Regions from separate parts of the Homo sapiens genome. Here region 1 is linked to region 2. Evidence: chromatin loops called from intact Hi-C (ENCODE). Cell type or tissue: breast epithelium. All regions are shown on one strand. Links, peaks and the distances in the headings refer to the core of each region. The heading gives the core; the rest is flanking DNA. Region 1 overlaps LOC105374906 (a long non-coding RNA gene). Region 2 has its middle 39 kb from the start of SNRNP48.

The links. A loop is a pair of places that touch in the nucleus more often than their neighbours do. Peaks named below come from ENCODE experiments on the same cell type or tissue, not always from the same donor. Only the 100,000 strongest peaks of a DNase experiment are listed, where the experiment ranks them.
Region 1: it touches region 2 in a loop (20-fold over the local background); 1 of 110 quality-filtered maps calls a loop at or near these places.

Annotation. Positions count from the first base shown.
Region 1 is chr6:7,678,905-7,684,281 of GRCh38, forward strand. The region is part of intron 2 of LOC105374906 (a long non-coding RNA gene); the gene reads left to right. Among named protein-coding and RNA genes, the nearest start is that of BMP6, 45 kb to the right of the region's middle. In breast epithelium, for the core only: no CTCF peak of the experiment used is centred there; no DNase peak of the experiment used is centred there; H3K27me3 peaks cover 528 bases.
Region 2 is chr6:7,626,575-7,631,951 of GRCh38, forward strand. No RefSeq gene overlaps it. Among named protein-coding and RNA genes, the nearest start is that of SNRNP48, 39 kb to the left of the region's middle. RefSeq lists a silencer at 4,848-5,048. In breast epithelium, for the core only: no CTCF peak of the experiment used is centred there; no DNase peak of the experiment used is centred there; H3K4me3 peaks cover 233 bases; H3K27ac peaks cover 402 bases.

The sequences.
Region 1 (5,377 bases), core at 122-5,121, 52 kb after region 2:
GTTTCAATTTTTTTTTTCTTTTTTTTTTTTGAGACAGAGTCTTGCTCTGTTTCCCGAGCTGGAGTGCAGTGGTGTAATCTCAGCTCACTGCAGCCTCCACCTCCCAGGCTCAAGCAATTCTCCTGTTTCAGCCTCCCGAGTACCTGGGACTACAGGCTCATGCCAGCACGCCCAGCTAATTTTTATATTTTTAGTAGAGATGTGGTTTCACCATGTTGGCCAGGCTGGCCCCGAACTCCTGACCTCAGGTGATCTGCCTGCCTCGGCCTCCTAAAGTGCTGGGATTACAGGCGTGAGCCACCGTGCCCAGCCAACTGTTTCAATTCACATGTTTGTAAGGCAGGAGATATCCAGGGGTTCTTCTGGGTTCCCACCCCTGGAGCGCAGTGCCTGGGACCCAGGAGGCTCTCCATATATTGCTGAGAAATCAATTCCTCAATAGATATTCTAAAATTAACATATCAAGGTTGTGCCTTAATACGCAATAGGATTGTCAGAATTAAGTCCTAGGGAACTTGTTCTTAGTCTCAGGTTTTTGCCTCTAATTGTGCGTCCTTGGGCAAGTCAGTAATCTCCCCAGGACTCAGTCTCCTCATCCGCACAATGAGGAGTGTCAATTAGATGGTCTTTATATTGTCTCTGGTACAAGCATTCTATGACTCTGTGAAATTAGCTTAGGTTACCCAAAGCTTAAACCACATAAATCCTACTTTACAATTCAATCCAGTTCAACCATAAACATTTAAACAAATATTTATTAAGTACCGCCTATGTGCAAGACACACCATCATCTGCCTGAGGTACGTGAGGATGAAGGCTGCCATCCGCTCTTGTCCTCAAGGAGCCTACCCTCAGCAAGGGTGGAAGACAGGACATGAAGTGAGTACTGGAAGGTTCCAGAACTCCTCCAGGGCAGCACTGTGTCCTTCGTATTGGGATGGTCATGTTCTTAGAACTGGGGGAGGGGCTGTGAGCTAAAAAAAAGGAAAGTCGAATGACATTCAAAGGGTAGTGAATTCACCTATGGCCAGAGCAGGAGCAGAACTTCTCCACGGAGGGAAGCTCAGTGTGTGTTCGGGAAAGAGCAAGCGTTACTCTCGAGCTGAATTACAGGGCATGTGTGGAGAAAAAGGGAAGGGAAGATGGAAATGGTAAGTGTTGGCAATTTGCAGAGGGTCTTGAAAAATGCAGAACACAGAGACTGTACTAAATTGCTGTAAACGTTTCCCAGGAAGGGCAGGAGAGGATGTTACATGACAGATCAATCAGACAACAGACGGAGGGGGATGGGGGCATATCCATTCAGTTAGACAGAACTTGGGGATGGCTGGGGATAGGACAGCTTCCTTACTCTTGACCTGGTTCAGCCACAGGGTCATGCTGTAAAAATAGCAAATGGTGATGAATGTGTTACTGGAAAGGGGTCCAGACCCAGACCCCAAGAAGGGGTTCTTGAATGTCACGCTAGAAAGAATTCGGGGTGAGTCTATAGAATAAAGCAAAAGCAAGTTTATTAGAGAAGTAAAGAGACAAAAGAATGGCTATTTCATACACAGAACAGCACTAAGGGCTGATTGACTGAGTACGTTTATGGTTATTTCTTGATTATATGTTTTATGAGTTTTCTGGGAAAGGAGCAGGCAAGTCTCGGAACTGATGGTTCTTCCCCTTTTTAGACCATATAGGGTAACTTCTGGATGTTGCCATGGCATTTGTAAACTGTGAGGGTGCTGGTGAGAGTGTCTTTTAGCATGCGAATGCATTATAATTAGCATATAATGAGCAGTGAAGATGACCAGAGGTCACTTTTATCACCATCTTGGTTTCAGTGGGTTTTGGCCTGCTTCTTCACCGCTGTTTTATCAGCAGGGTCTTTATGACCTGTATCTTGCGATACCAGTCCTGCTGACCTATCTCATCCCGTGACTAAGTATGCCTGGGAATGCAGCCCAGCAGGTCTCAACCTTATTTTACCCAGCCCCCTTTCAAGATGGAGTCACTCTGTTTTGAACGTCTCTGACAAAGGCGGTGATGGGACGGAGCTGCTACGCAGACCCTGTGCTTCTGAAGGTGTTTCCTCGTTTTGCTAGGGTCTCCCCTGGAAGTGGTTTTCCAAGCCTGTTATTGATGCAGCCTGTTGGGGGGAAATTCGGCTCTCCTCCTGGCTGATTGCCCATTGCTGGGATTTTGACCATCCAGCAGCGGTTTGGGACACGTCGGGGTGAAATGGCTCTGAAGGGAGTGGCCGTTGATGATCCTTTTTTTAATTTTGTTTTTTTGTTTTTTGTTTTTGTTTTTTTGGCTCCAGCAGGACATATCACATCATAAGGCAGTGTTGGAAATGGGAGAGCCAGGATTATCTCTGGCTTTAATTGTTAACTTAATTGCTTTTTCATTTTTTGGCTAGCCTAGATGGTGAAGCAAATGGAGTCGAAACATATATTCTTTGCCATTTATTAGAATGGCGATAATGAAACGTTCATTACTATTAGACCAGAAAGATAATGCTACAAGGAATTTCATCTCCTGGTTTCTTTATTTCTTTTTAACCTGCCTCCTGCCTGATTTGTTCTTTGTTTGTTTGTTTTAAGCAACTCCTAGCATTTTGTATGCCTTTTTGACATGGCAGCCCCAGAAATTTCATATAGCAAGCAAACTTCACGTAGGGCAACAGTCCTGGATAGTGAGACTTACGCTGCAGCACACTGAATAGTACTGGGGAGTGGCTCTGGTAGGGAGACTATGAAAGGTTACCGTCCTCCTGTTCACTCCTGGATGCAGAGCTCCCTGCCAACTCCATCTGTTTAACTGATCCCTCCTTCTTTTCTATTTTTGTTTTTGGGCAATTGACCCACTGAATGGCCTTTCCTCATCTTGCCGCTTTCTTCCTCAGGATTTTTGTTCTCTTGTTGATCTTTGGCAAAGTCTCTGTGTATATGTTTGAGTTTTTATCCAAAGATTTCTTTTTTCCTGCCTTTTTTATACCGTATTTTCATTTACATTACAAAGGAGCTTGCCCTTTTGCCGATTAAACAATGGATCATTCATACTTCAGTTTTAGATGTTTGGATATCTCGACACACATGTAAGAACAGATGTTTTCATGCAAGTATGACTGTCAAAGTTAATTCAGCTTTATTTGCAACTGCTATTTTAATAAAATTTGGATTTTTTTTCGACTGTCACTCCTTCCCACTTGTGGCATTTTACTTATTTGGAAATACAATATTCACTACATAGTAGAATTATATGTTATTCCCTTGTGGTTGATATCTTTGCCTCTAAAGCTGACTTTCTAAGTTTTCAGCATTCTTGAATGTAATGCTTCTGCAGTAGGCAGGAAAGCGCAGTGTACGGTAGTTACAGTCTTCTAAACAGCTGCCCTAGGAATGATGTACCCACAGTTTTCAGTAAGGTTAACATAGTGCTTTATCTGGTGGGTCTCATGCACACACACACATATACCACAATGCAAACCTTATGCTCAAGAAAGAAAAAGTTATGGTGCACAAGAAAACAAAACCGAAGAGATAAAAGGCAGAGCAAAAACCTCCTCAAAGTAGGGTATTTGTTTAAAGTTGCTAAATTACACATTTTGGACCCTAAAAATGTTTGTGAAAAGTGCTCTGAAATTATCAGACCACAGTACTCCTTTTGAGTCTGAAAAACATCTTGAGGTTGGGTGACATGGTGCATGGCAGCTGGGCTAGCCAAAGAAGGATGTGTAGTCAAGAGTGTTGATGGGAGACAAGAGGGTGATGGAGAACTAAGGGTCTGTCCCTGCAGGTTTACAGACTGGGCATGATGGAAGCAAGGGGGTGACAGGGCTCACAAGATGAGCACTTTGGTCAGAGAGAGGAGATGTTGGCTATTTAATGCTTCAAAGGAATCTCAAAGTCTTGTGTGTGACATTGGGTGTGGGTAGAGTTGGCGGGGAGTGAAGTGGAGGTGAAGGTGGCTGGAGCTGAGGTGATGAGGGACCAATGAGGTGGGCAGACTTCTAGATGGTCTGTGTGGATGCTGCTGTCACCCATCATGTTAGCAGCTCAGGATAGAGGGCAGAACTGTGAGCCGAACACTGTGCCTTTTCCCATTGCCTTCCTTAACTAATTGTCAATCCATCATTCATTCAACATTCATTCAAAAATGAATGTGCATTAATTGTGGATCATATGGCATTGTTCATTACTGAAGTTACAAAAATAAATCTGGCCAGGCACGGTGGCTCACATCTGTAATCACAGCACTTTGGGAGGCCAAGGCAGGCGGATCACCTGAGGTCAGGAGTTCAAGACCAGCCTGTCCAAATGGTGAAACTCTGTCTCTGCTAAAAATACAAAAAATTATCTGGGTGTGGTGGTGCATGCCTGTAGTTTCAGCTACAGGCTGGAGGCAGGAGAATCGCTTGAACCTGGGAAGCAGAGGTTGCAGTGAGCTGAGATCACACCATTGCACTCCAGCCTGGGCTACAAGAGCGAAACTCCGTCTCAAAAAAAAGTAAATACATTTAAATAAATAAATAAAATAAATAAATCAGACGCGGTTCCAGAGCATGGAAAGCTTACTGGCTGACTGATAAGGGTGAGCATGTACTAGTTATCTCAACCAGAGCCTGTAAACCCATAGGGCTGCAGGGGCCAGGTGGGGCATGGAAGGATGAAGCCAGCAGGTGGAATAAGGAGGAAACGTTTGGCAACTGTAGTGAACCGGAGAGCTCATAGCTCACTTAAGGCAGGCAGCCATTATCCATGTTGGCGAATCTTTCAATTTAAAAAAGAAAAAGCCAGACACAGTGGCTCATGCCTGTAATCTCAACTAGGCTGAGATAGGAGAATCACTTGAGCCCAGGAGTTTGAGGCTGGAGGGAGCTATGTTCGTGCCACTGCACTGCAGCCTGGGTGATAGAATGAGAGCCCATCTCTTAAAAAAAATAAATTTAAAAATAAAAGAAATGCAGATATCTGGGAATGAAATTTCCCAATTTAAAAACTTTAGCAAGCAATTAAACTAATAAAAATATAGTTAGTATGGGCCAATGGTTTGTGTCTTCTGATTTAAATAACTGGAACTGCAGGCCAACTTCGGTTCTTGTTCTGATTCTACCCCTAACTTGCTAGTCAATCACCTAACATCTCTGACCCCAGTGACCTCTGAAAGGGGCAGGAAGCTGTAGGGCATGAGCTCTAGGGTCTTTCCCAGTTCTCTGATTATAATTTCAGTGTCCAAAGAGACTGCTGATTAATTTCCTTCTGTCAAGAAGGGTGAAAAGTATGGGACCATATCTTTTATGTTTCTTCCTCTGAAATGTGCAGTGTCAACAGAGGGCTGTCACTCTGGGGGAGTTCATTACAGTGACTAATATTGGCCTCACTGGACT
Region 2 (5,377 bases), core at 150-5,149:
ACTATACAACTCTACAACTATAGAGGTGTTTTTTTGTTTTATTTTGTTTTTTTTTTCCCAAGAAGTAGTTTCACTCTTTGTTGCCCAGGTTGCAGTGCAATGGTGCAATCTTGGCTCACTGCAACCTCCGCCTCCTGGGTTCAAGCGATTCACCTGCCTCGGCCTCCCAAGTAGCTTGGACTACAGGCATGTGCCACCACACCTGGCTGGCTAATTTTTGTATTTTTAGTAGAGATGGGGTTTTGCCGTGTTGGCCAGACTGGTCTCAAACTCCTGACCTCAGGTGATCCACCCCACTCAGCCTCCGAAAATGCTGGGATTATAGGCGTGAGGCACCGTGCCCAGCCTAGAGATTTGAAAACAAAAATATCCACTTTCCCAGACTCCCTTGCAACTAAATGGTGGCTGTATGACCCAGTCCTGGTCCATGAGATGTACATTGATGTCACTGCTTGGACTTCCAAGAACGCTTCTTCCAGGTGCAGACTAGACTGGAATGGTCCATCAGATGTTTGCTCTTTCCCCCTTCCTCCTGACCAGACCACAGATGTGATGCCTAGAAATGTAGTTGCCATCCTGTGGCCATGAGGATGAAAATCACACACTCTTTTGGTGTCGTAGGGCTGCTGTAACAAATTGCCACAAACCTAGTGGCCTGAAATGGTAGAAGTTTATGGGCCGCACGCAGTGGCTCACGCCTGTAATCCCAGCACTTTGGGAGGCCGAGGCAGGTGGATCACGAGGTCAGGAGATCAAGATCATCCTGACTAACACGGTGAAACCTTGTCTCTACTAAAAATACAAAAAATTAGCCAGGCGTGGTGGTGGGCGCCTGTAGTCCCAGCTACTCGGGAGGCTGGAAGTCTGAAATCAAGGCATCGCAGGGGCATGCTGTCTCTGGAGACTCTAGAGGAGGATGCTTTCTTGCAGTGTTCTCCCCAGCTCCTGGTGCTGCCAGCAATCCTTGGCTTGGAGATACATCACTCATTGCTCCAGTCTGTGCCTCCTTTGTCACGTGGCTTTCTCCCTGTGTCTGTATCTCTCTTGTTCTTATAAAAGGCATTAGTCATATAGATTTAGAATCTACCTGACTCCAGTATGACCTCATCTTAACTTAATTACATCTGCAAAGACCTTATTTCCAAATAAGATCATATTTACAGGTACCAGGGGTTAGAACTCAAACATAATCTTTTTGGAGGACGCAATTCAACTCACAAAACACACTAAGGATGGAGAACGGGAAGACAGAAGCCCCTGATAGCCTTGTGCAGCCACTCCCAACCTTGGGCAGCCTACTTGTGACTTCTTGTTGTGTGATTCAAATAAATTCCCTATTTACTGAAGCCACCGTTTAGGTTTTCTTTTGCTCGCAGTTGAACACATTTCTAACTGCCACACTTTATCCATCCATCCATCCATCCATCCATCCATCCATCCATCCATTCCATCCATCCATCCAGTCAATCAGTTTTTAGGAAGTACCTATATTGTGCTAGTGATGTCTTACTCAGAGTTGAGGCTGGCACAGAGAAAGTACTCAATATTTATTAGTTAAGCACATGAATGGAAGGCAAATTCCTTTCATGGAACATAGAGTTTGGACATACACACAAAAAATAGACAATTGAGGCCGGGCACGGTGCCTCACGCCTGTAATCTCAGCACTTTGGAAGGCCGAGGCAGGCAGTTCACGAGGTCAGGAGATCGAGAGCATCCTGGCTAACACGGTGAAACCCCATCTCTACTAAAAATACAAAAAATTAGCCGGGGGTGGTGGCAGGTGCCTGTAGTCCCAGCTACTCAGGAGGCTGAGGCAGGAGAATGGCATGAGCCCGGGTGGCGGAGCTTGCAGTGAGCCAAGATCGCACCACTGCACTCCAGCCTGGGCAACACAGCGAGACTCCGTCTCAAAAAAAATAAATAAATAAAAAATAAGACAATTGAAATGTATGCAGGGCCTTGTATAATACCTAACTCTGACTTGGGGCTTAAGGAGTTTTCCTGGTGACTAAGAATGGTGGTAGGAGAAAGTACAGAAGCCAAAGAGAGATGGAGAAACAGAAAAACTGACTGTGACTGACTCATGGAAGGCAGGGAAGTGGGGAGTGAAGAGAGGGAAAGGGGAGGTAACGGAGGGAGAGAGAGAGAGTGTGTGGGTGTGTGGCTATTACAAGGTCAGTCTGGAAAGATGAGGCTGGAGACAGAAGCATGAACACTTGGGATCATTCTTTAATATCTAAGCCCTTGAATGCAGGACTACTATATGTATTTTAAGGGCAGGGGGTCTGTGAGTGGGATGTCTTTTAATCTGTAAATTACCTGACTAATATGACAATATGTACAACGTATCACAGAGAAGAAAGAACCTTACGGTGTGAGCATCGCTCTTTCGTATGGTTGGATGCTGCCCTGGTAAATACGTGATTCTTGGGTCAATAGAGTCTGCAAAGCTCAAGTTGTGTATTTTATGTAGCATGTGTTAATACTTAAGGGCTGTTTCCAGTAGGTCTTGCTCTAGCACATCATCCTTATGCAGCTGTGTTTTTTGGATGAGGCCATGGAGAGCTGGTTGACGCCAAATGCTCACTCTGGATACTCGGATTCTCGCCTCGCTTCTGGCTTGACAAAGGGACAGGCGTAGACAGCTATCCTTCCGTGGGCTTCCTTTTCTGCATCTCTAAAATTAACTTAAAAATTTCAGAAAAAAGACATAAAACAAACAGTGCCTTGTGCGTAGTAAGTGCTAAAAATTGATTAAAAATGTACGTAATTTAAATTTAACATCATCTATAATCCCATATAATCCCTTATCATTGTGAGAGGGTAAGCAGAAAACAGGTTGCTTTTGTGTCCCATGGCTCCTTGTGGTGAGCTGGTCCCTGCCCTGGCCCTGGATTAATACTCAGGCAGGATTGTGGCTTTTCTGGTCATCTTCACTGGTAGTGACTCAAGGATGTAGCATTGGTGTGCTCCAGACTTGGCAGATGTTTAAAGCTGAGTATTTCTCTTGAGGGTTCTTTTGTGGGTTCTTGGGAGAACCCCCATTAACGTGGATCCCTCACCTTCATTCTCTTGACAAAGTTGTAGCCCCTTCACAGCCCCTGGGCATCTGCTACTCCCCTCTGGACTCTTGTTTTGGGGTCTTCTTGCCCCTGTAGAGCAGCCTTTTTGGGGCAGGATCTAAGACAGCACCTCCCAGCCTTATCTCACCCATGGCCCCTCCTCTGCCCATCACACATCCTTTGCTATGTCAAGTTCAGGGCTCTCAGGCCAAGCCAGTGTGGCAACCTCTCCTTGCCTCTGCCCACAGCTCAGGAACTAACCCTGCTCGCTTTAGACAATGCAAGTCAGACACCAGTCCTTTGGGTCCCCCAAACTACAAGGGACACACTAAATGCTTTCTAAGTGATCCCACTACTCCATTCTTTAGGCTTGAGGCAAGAGGTAAGCATCCCCATCCTACCCCAGTGAGGGAGGGGTAGACAGACAGCACGTGGAGAACTCTCTATACATCCCCCTTTGTCAGCACCCCCTGCCCTTCCACTCTCCATGTGGTTGAGGAACCCAAGAGTCATGGAACAGTTTTGAGAAATTTATAATGTACTGTTGTGTCCTTCCAAAATTCATATGTTGAAATTCTAATTTCCAAGGTGATGGCATGAGGAGGTGGGGCCTTTGGAAGATGATTAGGTCATGAGGGTGGACCCCTCATGAATGGGATTAGTGCCCGTATAAAAGAGGCCCCAGGGAGCTCTCTTGCTGTTTCCACTGCTGTGAAGACAAGAGGAGAAAATGACCATCCACAACTGGAAGTGGTCTTGGGGCCATCTGGGCAAGGATCCCAGGGTTCTGGGTACCCAGAGCATAGAAGATCATGGCCTCTGAGGGGGCATGTTTCCTTAGTCTTATGGACTCATCACCCTGTGAGATGGAGCATGTCTAGAAAGCCAGAGAAGGGCCCTTAAATCATGGGGCTCAGGGCAGTGGATCCTCTTACCTGAGTCTAATAGCCATTCTTGACTGTCAAGTAGGGTTCCTAAATGAAGCTATATTTCAAGAGAAGATACGTTGGCTATTGAAAAAAAAAAAAAAACCCACACACAAAACAACAGACAAGAAAGAAGGCTGGAAGAATTGGCAGGATGAATAGCTCAGTTTAGTGGAACCAGGTGCAATTGTTCCAAGTATGGGGTGAGGCTGTGCTGGACCAACCCAGCAGCTCTTCTCTAGCAGCCCACCCTGGACCTGTGAGTGCTGGGAAATAGAGGATTTTCACAGAAAGAAAGCAATCATATCCAACCTAATTGCTCAACAGCTCTGGCGTGGGGAACCCCTCTGAAAGAGCTGGCCATGCAGATCAGGAAGCACCTTCCATAGGTCCGAGGAGGAGCGCTGTGGAGGCTGGAGGTATAGCAGGCTGGTGGGTATAAGGAGGGGAGGGGCCTAAGTTAATTGGGCCGGGGGAGGCAACAATGAGAGGGCAGAGAAATAACAGTCAGTGGGGCAGAAGGTCAGAGAGAAGCTGGTGGACCCCGAAACAGGGCCTGGAGAGCTGTTGGCAGCAACCCTCACTGTAGGTGAACTGCTTGGGACACTAGAAAGAAAGGCTCAGAACAACCTGGTGAGAATCCCTGTGGGGAGTTTGGGGACCACTGAGAGGATTCTGGGGAAAGACAGGCTTGCTTGTAATTCAAGGTGATTATTCAAGCGCAGACTCTGAGCTTCTAGATGTGGAGCCAATCGAACTTGATTAATGTGAGCACCTAGGCCAGTGAAGACTGGGGTTTTCTAGTTTCCTATGCTTTTTCTTGGGTAGGAGGGGAAGGTAACCTAAAGAATGGACTTACGTTTTATAAAGAGGAGTCTGGGTGCCTTATATACTCATAATATATTCTTATTGATGGTTTGTGGAATAATGGGGCAGATACACAGCAGAAAATGCTTCCTATATCCCGGAAGCCCTTGAAATGGATGTTCCTCAGTTGTATCTCAATCCTCACTTGTAACCTTTCTCCAGTTAAGTCTCAGAAAGACAGATGTTTCCAATTTAGCCTTGAAAAGTACACAGTAATAAAATAATCTTCAAATTAGCATGTCGGCAGGGCCTAGTGTTTACAATCCATTTTGAAAACAAGTCCCCGCCTTTGCCTGTTTGCATTTCCATCGGGAAGATGGGATTGCCAAGCAAGCATTACTGTGTTATCTTTTCAGGTTTTATGTTCACGTTCTGGTTCAGACATAACATTCTTCCTTTGAAGCTCTCTGCAGAAGCTGACCAAGTATTTATACTTTTTAAAACATAAAGTTCCTTCTTCTTTTTTGGTGATCAAAAAATCTGCCTTTCTGAAAAGACCTCATTACATCTTATTTGAAA